2 separate regions of the Homo sapiens genome follow, and region 1 is linked to region 2. The links are chromatin contacts, found by Hi-C or POLR2A ChIA-PET in ENCODE. All regions are on one chromosome and are shown on one strand. Each heading gives the region's core, a stretch centred on a gene start or an enhancer-like site at or near the end of the contact. The rest is flanking DNA. Distances are from core to core; before and after follow the strand shown. Region 1 has its middle 120 kb from the start of BCAS1-AS1. Region 2 overlaps ZNF217 (zinc finger protein 217).

What was found. Hi-C counts contacts between places; a loop is a spot of excess contacts on that map. ChIA-PET counts read pairs that join two places held with the same protein, here RNA polymerase II (POLR2A). Pooled maps may share reads with other maps.
Region 1: a loop to region 2 is called in a map of HepG2, with 7 times the contacts of the local background. The contact joins two enhancer-like sites. A Hi-C loop is called at or near these places in 2 of 168 maps with a recorded cell type or tissue (Caco-2 and HepG2) and 3 of 50 pooled maps. POLR2A ChIA-PET finds 5 or more read pairs at or near these places in 6 of 52 experiments (B cell, GM10248, GM12878 and 3 more).

What each region holds. Positions count from the first base shown.
Region 1 is chr20:53,797,659-53,803,309 of GRCh38, reverse strand. No RefSeq gene overlaps it. Among named protein-coding and RNA genes, the nearest start is that of BCAS1-AS1, 120 kb to the left of the region's middle. RefSeq lists an enhancer at 1,513-2,014 and a silencer at 3,994-4,194. Within about 2 kb of position 1,534, at least 3 of the 41 ENCODE cell types and tissues checked have a DNase peak (open chromatin) inside an H3K27ac peak, as active enhancers do.
Region 2 is chr20:53,576,065-53,582,346 of GRCh38, reverse strand. ZNF217 (zinc finger protein 217) reads left to right here. Exons shown (of 6, transcript NM_006526.3): 2 at 1-886; 3 at 3,897-4,013; 4 at 5,067-6,282. Among named protein-coding and RNA genes, the nearest start is that of ZNF217, 15 kb to the left of the region's middle. RefSeq lists enhancers at 89-158, 189-318, 1-507. Within about 2 kb of position 2,431, at least 26 of the 41 ENCODE cell types and tissues checked have a DNase peak (open chromatin) inside an H3K27ac peak, as active enhancers do.

The DNA.
Region 1 (5,651 bases), core at 285-2,784, 220 kb before region 2:
GGCTCCGTCTCAAAAAAAAGAATACAGCAGTATCCACCTGTTAAGATCTCTAGAGCCATGCTAGAGATATTTATTTTCAATATAATTTATTTAATTGTAAGTTTATATAACCATTTTAATAATGGCTATGTTTAACAATCAGGTCACAAAATTCCTGAAAATTTAACAGTTGGCTCTGGTTGGCCTAAGAGAACTGGCTTCAGCTCCTTGGTGCTGAGCCTGGGCTGCTCTGCCTAAACTCTCTGCCTGTTGGCACTTGATCATCTTTCAGATCTTGGCCAAGCAGTACTTGGTTAAAGAATTCTCAGTGCATTCTGCCACAGCTCGTCACACTTGGGTTAGCTAATTCTATGTACGATTATTGTTTGATTGTTGCTTTGACCGCTTATCATGTCAGCTCCACGAAAGCTGGGGCTTTCATCTATGTTTGTCCTGTCCCCTCCTGTATCTCCCATGCCATTCACAGGGCCTGGTACCCAGGAGGTGCCCAATTAACATCCATTTAAGAAATAAATGGGCTGGGCATGGTGGCTCACACCTGTAATCCCAGCACTTTGGGAGGCCAAGGAGGGTGGCTCACCTGAGGTCAGGAGTTCGAGACCAGCCTGGCCAACGTGGCAAAACCCTGTCTCTACTAAAAATATAAAAATTAGCCACACACGGTGGCATGTGCCTATGGTCCTAGCTACTCGGGAGGCTGAGGCAGGAGAATCGCTTGAGTCCAGGAGGTGGAGGTTACCGTGAGCTGAGATCGCACCACTGCACCCCATCCTGGGCAACAGAGACTCCGTCTCAAAAAAAAAAAAAGAAAGAAAAGAAATAAATGAATGAGAAATTTCCATTAAGGCTTTCTCTACTTACATGTGCAAGTTTTGGTGATGTTATGGAGAAATTAGATAAAATTTTGCACATAAAGAGTGAATGATTTGTTTACTAACTGGCCCATTCGTCAACTCTTTGCAGTAGTTCCATCTTTTTGTACCGTGGACCCTGTTGGTTGTCTGAGGAAGCCTGTGATCCCGTTCTCAGGACAAAAAAATGCACAGGCTTGCAAAGAAATCCAATTACATTAAAATGCAGTTCCCCTAAAAATGTTAAAACAAATGTATAATATGGTAATATGTGTGCATTTTTATTAACACATTAAGTGACAAGATGCAGTGCAGATTCTAACAACTGTAATTTTGAGATAGCAATAACTATAGAGGATACTTCCTATTATTTGTAACTCTGGTGTAAGATGAAAATATCTGGTTTCCACTGGCAACAAAGTCTCAAGGACTGCTAATTCTGCTGTGGTTTGCCTATATTCAAAAGGTGGAAAATAGGCCGGGCGTGGTGGCTCACGACCGTAATCCCAGCACTTTGGGAGGCCAAGGTGGGCAGATCACGAGGTCAGGAGTTCGAAACGAGCCTGGCCAACATGGCATAACCCTGTCTCTACTTAAAATACAAAAATCAGCTGGGCGTGGCAGCACACGCCTGTAGTCCCAGCTACTCAGGAGGCTGAGGTACAAGAATCGCTTGAGCCTGGCAGGCAGAGGTTGCAGTGAGTCAGGATCGCGCCACTACACTCCAGCATGGACGACAGAGCGAGACTCTGTCTCAAACAAAAAAAAAAAAAAGAAAGAAAGGGGAAAAATGAGAAAATGCAGATTAGAGTATATATGTGTTTTTGTTTGTTTGTCTGTTTGTTAATCAATGTATCATAAATTCTATCCCAGGACTGCTTGGGAGTCCGTGGACACCTGGTTAAGGATTCCTATGGACAGATCAATTAACCCAAGGGCTCCAGGAGATGCAGATCAAAGACCGCCACACAAGAAAGAGGCCACACAGATAAAGAGCCCAGGACCTGCTGTCAGACCTCCCCAGATTCAGATTCTTAGGCCTGCCCCTTATAGGCTGTGTGACCTCGGACAAGTTCCTTATTTACTCTGAGCCTGAGTGTCCTCGCTCGTAAAATGGGTCTAACAACGACCACCTCCAAGAAAGATCACGATGCTGAAATGACTCAGAACAGTGCCTGGAGTGGAAGAGCTGCTGGGAAAATAATAACTGCTATTTCTACATCAGTTATGCCAGTTCTTTTTGACCTAAGAAACTCCAGCGCTTTTAATACAATCAAACTGGGTTATTGGTGACTTACAGAGGAGACCCTAGGCAGGTAACTATTGAACCTTGAAAACCGTAACATGGACACAGAGTAGAGAGCCCATTTATCTCAACTGGATTCTTCTCAGTGGACTTCGAGCTTCTTATCAGAAAAACACTTTGATGACAGCGCTTAGTGCTTAACAGCTTAAGAGCAGTTCAAACATGCGCCAGAGGCTTGCTGAGGAGGCCCGCCCTCCAGATTCTGCAAATAGATACACTGGGGTGAGCCTGCAGCCCAATTTGCCCAGGACTGTCCTGGTTAATGCTTGCGGTCCCCGTGTGATTATTAATAGTATCTGTTGTATCCATACGAGCGTCCCAATTTAGATGATCCTATAGATGGTCACTGTTGATAAGGACCATGGCTGCCTTCTCCCTTAGCTGCCAAGCTGTGTATAGGATATTGTTTCTCCTTGGCAGAATTCAGAAAGTAAGTTTGGACCCTCTGGAATTCTGGTCCTTTTCTTCTAGGTTTCAGGCATCATTATTGCATAGGAGCTTTGAAGTCCAAAGTAATCTAGAGTTAGAATGACCAGACATCCTGGTTTCTTGGATTTTATTTTAAGTGGGAGGGGAGTTACTGAAGGGGTGATTATATATCAGTTCACTTAATCCTTATACTTATATATTAATAGCCCAGGCTTGGTGGCTCACACTTGTAACCCCAGGACTTTGGGAGGCTGAGGCAGAAGGATCGCTGAGCTCAGGAGATTGAGATCAGCCTGGGCAACACAGTAAGATCCCCATGTCTACCAAAAATTTAAAAACTTCAGCCAGGTGTGGAGGTACACACGTGTAGTCCCACCTACGCAGGAGGCTGAGGAGAATCACTTGAGTCCAGCAGGTTGAGGCTCAATGAGCCATAATCACACCACTGCCACTACACTCCAGCCTGGGCGACAGAGTGAGAACCTGTCTCAAAATAAAAATAAAAATATTATCATACTTAATAATAACGCTCTGGGGGTAAACATTGTTATTCCCATTGATGCATGAGAAGAGTAAGGCCCAGAAAGAAAAAATAACCTGTCCAGAGCCTCACAAATGGTAAACAATAGAGTCTGGACTTGATTCCAGATCACTTGACCAACTGCCCTGATTTGCAGATCCTCTGAGTTCAACCAAAGAAATGAGCACAAAAAAATCTCTCTGTGCCTGCAGGTGTGACATTCTTAACCCTGTCTTTAATACAACTGCCACATCCCAGCGTTCCTTGACAGACTGTGGAGCACACCTAAGCCACCTTGCTTGCCATAGGGTTTGGCTCCATGACCTTGATGTGAGTTCATAGATTTGTTTGCAGTTGTGAAAATTAAATGAGAGAGCGAGATTTCATTGTGTGTGTGGAGTGTGTGTGTGTGTGTTGGGGGAGGGAGGAGAACAAACGATTTTAAATTCAGCCTAAAATTAAATGCACATTGGATGCATGCCAAACGGACTCCACAACCACCAGACTTTGCAAGTTTCAACGATTTCCAAGTCCTTCCTTTGTTTTTTTTTCTTTTTTTGAGACGGAGTCTCACTGTGTCGCCAGGCTGGAGTGCAGTGGTGCGATCTTGGCTCACTGCAAGCTCTGCCTCCCAGGTTCAAGCAATTCTCCTGCCTCAGCCTCCTGAGTAGCTGGGATTACAGGCACGCACTACCACGCCCAGCTAATTTTTGTATTTTTAGTAGAGATGGGGTTTCACTATGTTGGCCAGGATGGTCGCAATCTCCTGACCTCATGATCCGTCTGCCTTGGCCTCCCAAAGTGCTGGGATTACAGGCATGAGCCACTGTGCCCAGCCTGCAAGCCCTTCTTCTGCCGAGTGCTATGCTAGTTTCTAGAAGAAGAGGGATGTTACTCATTCATCTGCTATGCATGGTCCACTATGTTCCAAGGTGGGAGACGTGTACAGAGGTGAGCACCTCCAGCCTTCAGGCCACTTATATTCCCAGGTGTAGGTGATAGATAGGCAAATGCGTGCACTCTGGTTGTTGAAGATGTAGAGCAATTGGACTCCTCCTGCACCACTTGTGGTCATGTAAAATGGTATGGCCACTTTGGAGAACATTCTGGCAGTTCCCTGTTTGGTTAAATATAGAGTTACCATATCACCCAGCAATTCCACTCCTAGGTATTTTACCCAAGAGAAATGAAAACACATGTTCACACACAGACTTGCACATGACTGTTTATAGCAGCAATATTCACAATAGACAGAAGGTGGAAACAACCCAAATGTCCATTACAGGATGAATGGATAAACAAAATGTAGCATATGCATACAATTGCTTATCCATAAAAAGAAATGAGGTTCTGACACATGCTGTAATATGGATGAACCTTGAACATTACAGTAAGCGAAAGAAGCCAGTCACAGAGACCATATATTTTATAATTCCATTTATATGAAATGCCCAGAATGGGTCAATCATTAGAGACAGAAAGTAGGTTAGTGCTTGTTCAGGGATGGGAGGACATGAAGGAAGAGGGTAATAACGGAAGGGTTTGGGCTTTCTTGAAGTGATGAAAATGTTCTAAGGTCAATGGTGGTGGTGGTTTTACAATTCTGCGAATGTACTAAAAACCATTGGATTGTACGGTTTAAATAGATGAATGAAATGATATGTGAATTATATATCCAAAAATGCTGTTAAAAACAAAACAAGTATATCCCGGACCATCAGAGAGAAAATAGAGTAGGAGTGTCTAAATCTTTTTGTGTTGCTGTAAAGGAACACCACAGGATGGATAATTTACAAAGGGAAGAGTTGGGAGGCCAAGGTGGGAGGACCACTTGAACCCAGGGCTTTGAGACCAGCCTGGGTAGCAGAGCGAGACCCTATCTCTGTAAAAAATTTAAAAATTAGCCAGGCGTGGTGGTGCATGCCTGTGATTTCAGCTGCTCGGAAGGCCGAGACAGGAGGATTGCTTGAGCCCAGGAGGCCAAGGGTGCAGTGAGCCATGATCATGCCACTTCACTCCAGCCTCAGTGACAGAGTGATACCCTGTCTCAAAAAAAGAAAAGAAGCTTATTGACCTAGGGTTCTGCAGGCTGTACAAGAAGCATGGCACCAGTATTTACATCTGGTGAGGACCTCAGGTTGCTTCCACTCATGGCGGAAGGGAAAGGGGAGCTGGTGGGTGCAGAGGTCACATGACACAAGAGAAAGCAAGAGAGATAGGAAGAGGTGCCAGGCTCTTTTAAGCAACCAGCTGTCAAGGGAACTAACAGAGTGAGAACACACTCACTATAGCAAGGATGGCACCAACACACTCATTGGGGGTCCACCCCCATGGCCCCAATGCCTCCTGCTAGGCCCCACCTCCAACACTGGGGATGAGATTACAACATGAGACTTGGAGGGGAGAACTATCTAAACTGTATCAAGGAACCTAGGCATGGGGGCTCACGCCTGTAATCGCAGCACTTTGGGAGGCCAAGGCAAGCTGAGGTCAGGAGTTCGAGACCAGCCTGGCCAACATGGTGAAACCCCATCTCTACTAAAAA
Region 2 (6,282 bases), core at 1,182-3,681:
TGCGGAAGAAGATTCAAGGAGCCTTGGTTTCTTAAAAATCACATGCGGACACATAATGGCAAATCGGGGGCCAGAAGCAAACTGCAGCAAGGCTTGGAGAGTAGTCCAGCAACGATCAACGAGGTCGTCCAGGTGCACGCGGCCGAGAGCATCTCCTCTCCTTACAAAATCTGCATGGTTTGTGGCTTCCTATTTCCAAATAAAGAAAGTCTAATTGAGCACCGCAAGGTGCACACCAAAAAAACTGCTTTCGGTACCAGCAGCGCGCAGACAGACTCTCCACAAGGAGGAATGCCGTCCTCGAGGGAGGACTTCCTGCAGTTGTTCAACTTGAGACCAAAATCTCACCCTGAAACGGGGAAGAAGCCTGTCAGATGCATCCCTCAGCTCGATCCGTTCACCACCTTCCAGGCTTGGCAGCTGGCTACCAAAGGAAAAGTTGCCATTTGCCAAGAAGTGAAGGAATCGGGGCAAGAAGGGAGCACCGACAACGACGATTCGAGTTCCGAGAAGGAGCTTGGAGAAACAAATAAGGGCAGTTGTGCAGGCCTCTCGCAAGAGAAAGAGAAGTGCAAACACTCCCACGGCGAAGCGCCCTCCGTGGACGCGGATCCCAAGTTACCCAGTAGCAAGGAGAAGCCCACTCACTGCTCCGAGTGCGGCAAAGCTTTCAGAACCTACCACCAGCTGGTCTTGCACTCCAGGGTCCACAAGAAGGACCGGAGGGCCGGCGCGGAGTCGCCCACCATGTCTGTGGACGGGAGGCAGCCGGGGACGTGTTCTCCTGACCTCGCCGCCCCTCTGGATGAAAATGGAGCCGTGGATCGAGGGGAAGGTGGTTCTGAAGACGGATCTGAGGATGGGCTTCCCGAAGGAATCCATCTGGGTAAGCTGCCCTGTCTCCGTCCCGTGCTGTTCCGCCTGTGTCTGTCTGTCTCCCCGTCTCCCCCTCTCTATTCCCATCTCCAGACAACGCTGGCCAGGAATGGGGTTTGGAGAGCCAGAGTCAAGTCCAGGCTCTTTTTGGTATCACTCTGTGTAAGTCATTTAACCTCTCAGGGCCTTAATTTTCTCATTTCTGTAATAACAGGGTTGAGTTAAGAGGTCTCCTTGTTCTGAAAATATATATATATTTTTTAAACGTGTATCGTTTTGCTCACAAAACACACTTTAAAAAAAAAATAACTTGTGCATCCAGCCCAAATGCACTGCTTCTTAACTGGGGCGATTTTGTTCCCAATCAGTATCTGGCAATGTCTGGAGGCATTTTGGTTGTCATACTGTGTGTGTGGGTGTGCCTGCTGGCATCCAGTGGGCAGAGGCCAGGGACACTGCTCAGCATGGTACAGTGCACAGGACAGCCCCATCATCAAAGAATTATCTGGTCCCAAATGTCAATAGTTTGAGCATTGAGAGACCCTAGCCTTCACTTAAGTTTTTCTGGCGTTCCTGATCTTTTTCTGTAGTGAATTTCTAGTGGCCATAAAAGGTACTGGGAGTGATGATCAACTAGAGCCAGGAATATTATTTGGGCAGCCGTTTGGTGCTGTCCAAAACCTTGTCCTTTCTGTCTGGCAAGCTAGTATCCATTTATAGGTACCTCAGGAACCCAAATGATTTGTCATAAAATACAAGGAATGTGAGCACACTGAAGACATTTTTAAGAAGGCTCATTTGCTCAGCAGAATTTTCAGTGTACTAGTGGCATTTATAGAAAGAGAAGGTGATCACTGAAGGCATGCTCACATAATATTCCTGAGCCCTGGTGGGCGTTATCTAGGGCAAAGGATTCCACCTGTGTTTGGAGTTGCGCCCATCCTCACTGTAGCCAGAGCTTCTCCTATCAGAGTTTAGTATTTTGTTTGAATAGAGGATCTTGCTGCTTAAAACAGTTGAAAAGACCCTGATGGGCAGGCCGTAATTGACAAGCGAATGATGGGAACATGAATCGGTCTTAGGGAAGCATCTGTCAAAGTGGTCCTCGGTTAAAACAAGTGCCTCCTCCTCTCAGTGTCACTTGATTGTGTGCTTGAATTCTTCGGAAAACTGGGTGTATGAGACCCACGATGAATTTGCCCACACGATTGATTGGACTCTTCCTTCACCTGCTCTTCAGCCAGTGCCAGTTCCTTTTCTGATCATGTGATTGACGTGAGAACTGTAGTCTGTATATCAAATCTTTAGAATGTTTTTGAGTTTCCTGGGACACAGGAAACCCAGCACTTAGCATACTACAAATCTAATGTCTTAATGGCATCATAAAAAGAGGCTTTAAACACAGACTCCAGTTAGCTAAGTGGTTTCTGCTAGTGCCGGTACTGTTGCAGGGGCCCTGTGAGATGCCCCAGTTCCCTGAAAGAAATGAAAAGGCCAGTTACCGGTAGGTGGTGTGGAAAACATGGGCTAGATCATCAGGCAGGACAGAATGCCTGGCTGTGGGTGGGAGCACCCCAGCTTGGCGTTGAGTTCTGGTTCTACCACTGCGTTGTTTTGTGACCAATTATGAGTTGCTTAACCTTTCTTTGCTACTATTTCCCTGTTTGCAAAATGGTTCATTGACCCCTGTCTTCCACCTCCCAAGGACAATTTCAACAGCCTATTTGTAAAAAGATCACAGTCCTTTAAAAAATATAACTGTAAAGTCAGAGGTGATGCTTGAAAGAGCAGGAACCAGGTAGATGTGGAAATGTCATGTCCTTTGTTCTAAAGAAAAGGCATTTCATAGCTTTTTGGATATGACGCAACATACCATAAATCCTGACACATAGTTGGGAGTCGGAAATTGCAACAACGCCCAGTTATAAACCCAGCTAGTTTGGGTATGATTGTAAGAAAAAAAAGCTGGCCATTCTGTATTTGGGGAATTGATTTTCCTAAACTTATATTATCTTAGTAGTCTAGATTTATCATATTGTACTATCATCCTGGCTTTTTTAAGACTTAAGAAGATCAAGTAAATTTTTTTTTCTTTCTTTAGACACTATATAGATCATCAAGGGTGTCTGTCTTACAGGTGGATAGTGATATGATCTACAGTGAGGGGACATTTATTTAAAACTTAAACATTCATGTGTTTTGGGGGTGGTATTTTAACGGCAGCACCTCTGATTGTCTTTTGGAGGGCTGGTGTGTGTTTGAAGTTCTGTCCTCCTTCCAGTGGACTCTAACTTCTCCTGATGCACGTGAGACACATTGTCCTATTGTCCTGCAGAAACTAAAGCCAAACACTGTCATTTGGGGACAGGTTTTCATTTGTCAGATCTCTTTCGCCCACATGAGTGTTTGTGGACAATACAGCCTGCTTTCCAAAACTTTGCTAAATTTTGACAGACTTTCCTAGGTGCTTGCCCAATGCCAGACTTTCTTTTCTGTTGAAGATTAAGTTGTGCTTGCTGCCCTCTAGTGGTCAGTTGTTTAATCCTAACCTTAAACGGCTTATTTTTCCCCTGGTGGTTGGGAAGTTGACGGTTTGTAATTGGCTCATTTTTCTAAATTATTCTGAAGAAGATAATTTTTCCCGCCAGTATGTATGTCCACCTTCAGTTTGCCAGATCCTGCCTGCTCAGAGACACTGAGAACCGGAAGCTGCCCGGGCAATTCAGTCTATGAAATGATCTTTCTTGTGATTAAGGCAAACGAAGAACTGAATGTTTAATAGTGTACTCTGCTGTACCCAGAAAAAAACAAAACAAAATCATGTTATAACACTCTAAAACTTCAAACAACCTCCAACAGCATTTGGTGTGTGTCTAGCCGTTTTGTTCTAACCCGATGTTATATAAAAGAATTTTTTCATGCTTTCCAAAAATGTTTATGTCAAGAATATTTAAGTCAGCATGCCTTATTCAGGTACTTCAGCTACCTTCTTATATAAATATTTTTGTTTTTCCTTTAAGATAAAAATGATGATGGAGGAAAAATAAAACATCTTACATCTTCAAGAGAGTGTAGTTATTGTGGAAAGTTTTTCCGTTCAAATTATTACCTCAATATTCATCTCAGAACGCATACAGGTAAAGAACTTTTATTTTTTTAACCATGCATTAGTTAAATTATGTAGTTATCTAATTTTTTTGTTGTTGTTGTTCAGATACTCTGCCAGATCCTTGGACTAGCTTAAGGATAAATATGTAGCATGTTGATTGCAGTGGTTATTTTTATTCTTTTAGTGCCATTGTAACTTGAGCCATTGTTCTTATTTGCAGTTCATTTCTTTTCTTTCTTTTTTGTTTTTTGAGACGGAGTCTTGCTCTGTCACCTCGGCTGGAGTGCAGTGGTGCAATTTCGGCTCACTGCAGCCTCCACCTCCCTGGTTCAAGCAATACTCCTGCCTCAGCCTCCCCAGTAGTTGGGATTACAGGTACCTGCCACCACACCCGGCTAATTTCTGTATTTTTAGTAGAGATGGGGTTTCACCATGCTGGCCAGGCTGGTTTCGAACTCCTGACCTCAAGTGATCCGCTCACCTTGGCCTCCCATAGTGTTGGCCTCCCATAGTGCTGGGATTACAGGCGTGAGCCACCGCGCCCGGACAAAGTTCATTTGTTTAGTTTATGACTGCTATGTCCTGACTCTTATCTTATTAAAAGCTACAGTATTTTAAAATGCTGCATCTTATGTCTTTATGATTGAGAATGAAATGAGAATCTATTTAGTAGTCTTGAGATTGTGAAAGGAGCTATGACATCATGATGTAGGAGGCTGCGTAGATTTGAAATTTCATCTCTTCCACTTACTATCTGTGCACCCTTGGGCAAGTTATTTAACCTTTTTGTGCTTTTAGTTTTCTTTGCTGTAAAAGTAGAATAATACATATTTCCCTAGGGCTGTTAGGAAGATTAAATAAGTTAGAAGTGTTGCTGTTAATTTTTCTATTGAAGATAGGCATTCATAATTTCAAATATTCATTACAGTAAGGATGATAAAGAACTGATGAGAAATCCTATGTGATAGTAGATCGAGAAAGCAAAAGGAGGAAAGAAGCCTGTTTTCTTAATAAATAGATATTTGATCTATTTCAGTGCTTTTCATACACTTCTATAATAAAGTGCCATTTCTTGCCTTAGGTGAAAAACCATACAAATGTGAATTTTGTGAATATGCTGCAGCCCAGAAGACATCTCTGAGGTATCACTTGGAGAGACATCACAAGGAAAAACAAACCGATGTTGCTGCTGAAGTCAAGAACGATGGTAAAAATCAGGACACTGAAGATGCACTATTAACCGCTGACAGTGCGCAAACCAAAAATTTGAAAAGATTTTTTGATGGTGCCAAAGATGTTACAGGCAGTCCACCTGCAAAGCAGCTTAAGGAGATGCCTTCTGTTTTTCAGAATGTTCTGGGCAGCGCTGTCCTCTCACCAGCACACAAAGATACTCAGGATTTCCATAAAAATGCAGCTGATGACAGTGCTGATAAAGTGAATAAAAACCCTACCCCTGCTTACCTGGACCTGTTAAAAAAGAGATCAGCAGTTGAAACTCAGGCAAATAACCTCATCTGTAGAACCAAGGCGGATGTTACTCCTCCTCCGGATGGCAGTACCACCCATAACCTTGAAGTTAGCCCCAAAGAGAAGCAAACGGAGACCGCAGCTGACTGCAGATACAGGCCAAGTGTGGATTGTCACGAAAAACCTTTAAATTTATCCGTGGGGGCTCTTCACAATTGCCCGGCAATTTCTTTGAGTAAAAGTTTGATTCCAAGTATCACCTGTCCATTTTGTACCTTCAAGACATTTTATCCAGAAGTTTTAATGATGCACCAGAGACTGGAGCATAAATACAATCCTGACGTTCATAAAAACTGTCGAAACAAGTCCTTGCTTAGAAGTCGACGTACCGGATGCCCGCCAGCGTTGCTGGGAAAAGATGTGCCTCCCCTCTCTAGTTTCTGTAAACCCAAGCCCAAGTCTGCTTTCCCGGCGCAGTCCAAATCCCTGCCATCTGCGAAGGGGAAGCAGAGCCCTCCTGGGCCAGGCAAGGCCCCTCTGACTTCAGGGATAGACTCTAGCACTTTAGCCCCAAGTAACCTGAAGTCCCACAGACCACAGCAGAATGTGGGGGTCCAAGGGGCCGCCACCAGGCAACAGCAATCTGAGATGTTTCCTAAAACCAGTGTTTCCCCTGCACCGGATAAGACAAAAAGACCCGAGACAAAATTGAAACCTCTTCCAGTAGCTCCTTCTCAGCCCACCCTCGGCAGCAGTAACATCAATGGTTCCATCGACTACCCCGCCAAGAACGACAGCCCGTGGGCACCTCCGGGAAGAGACTATTT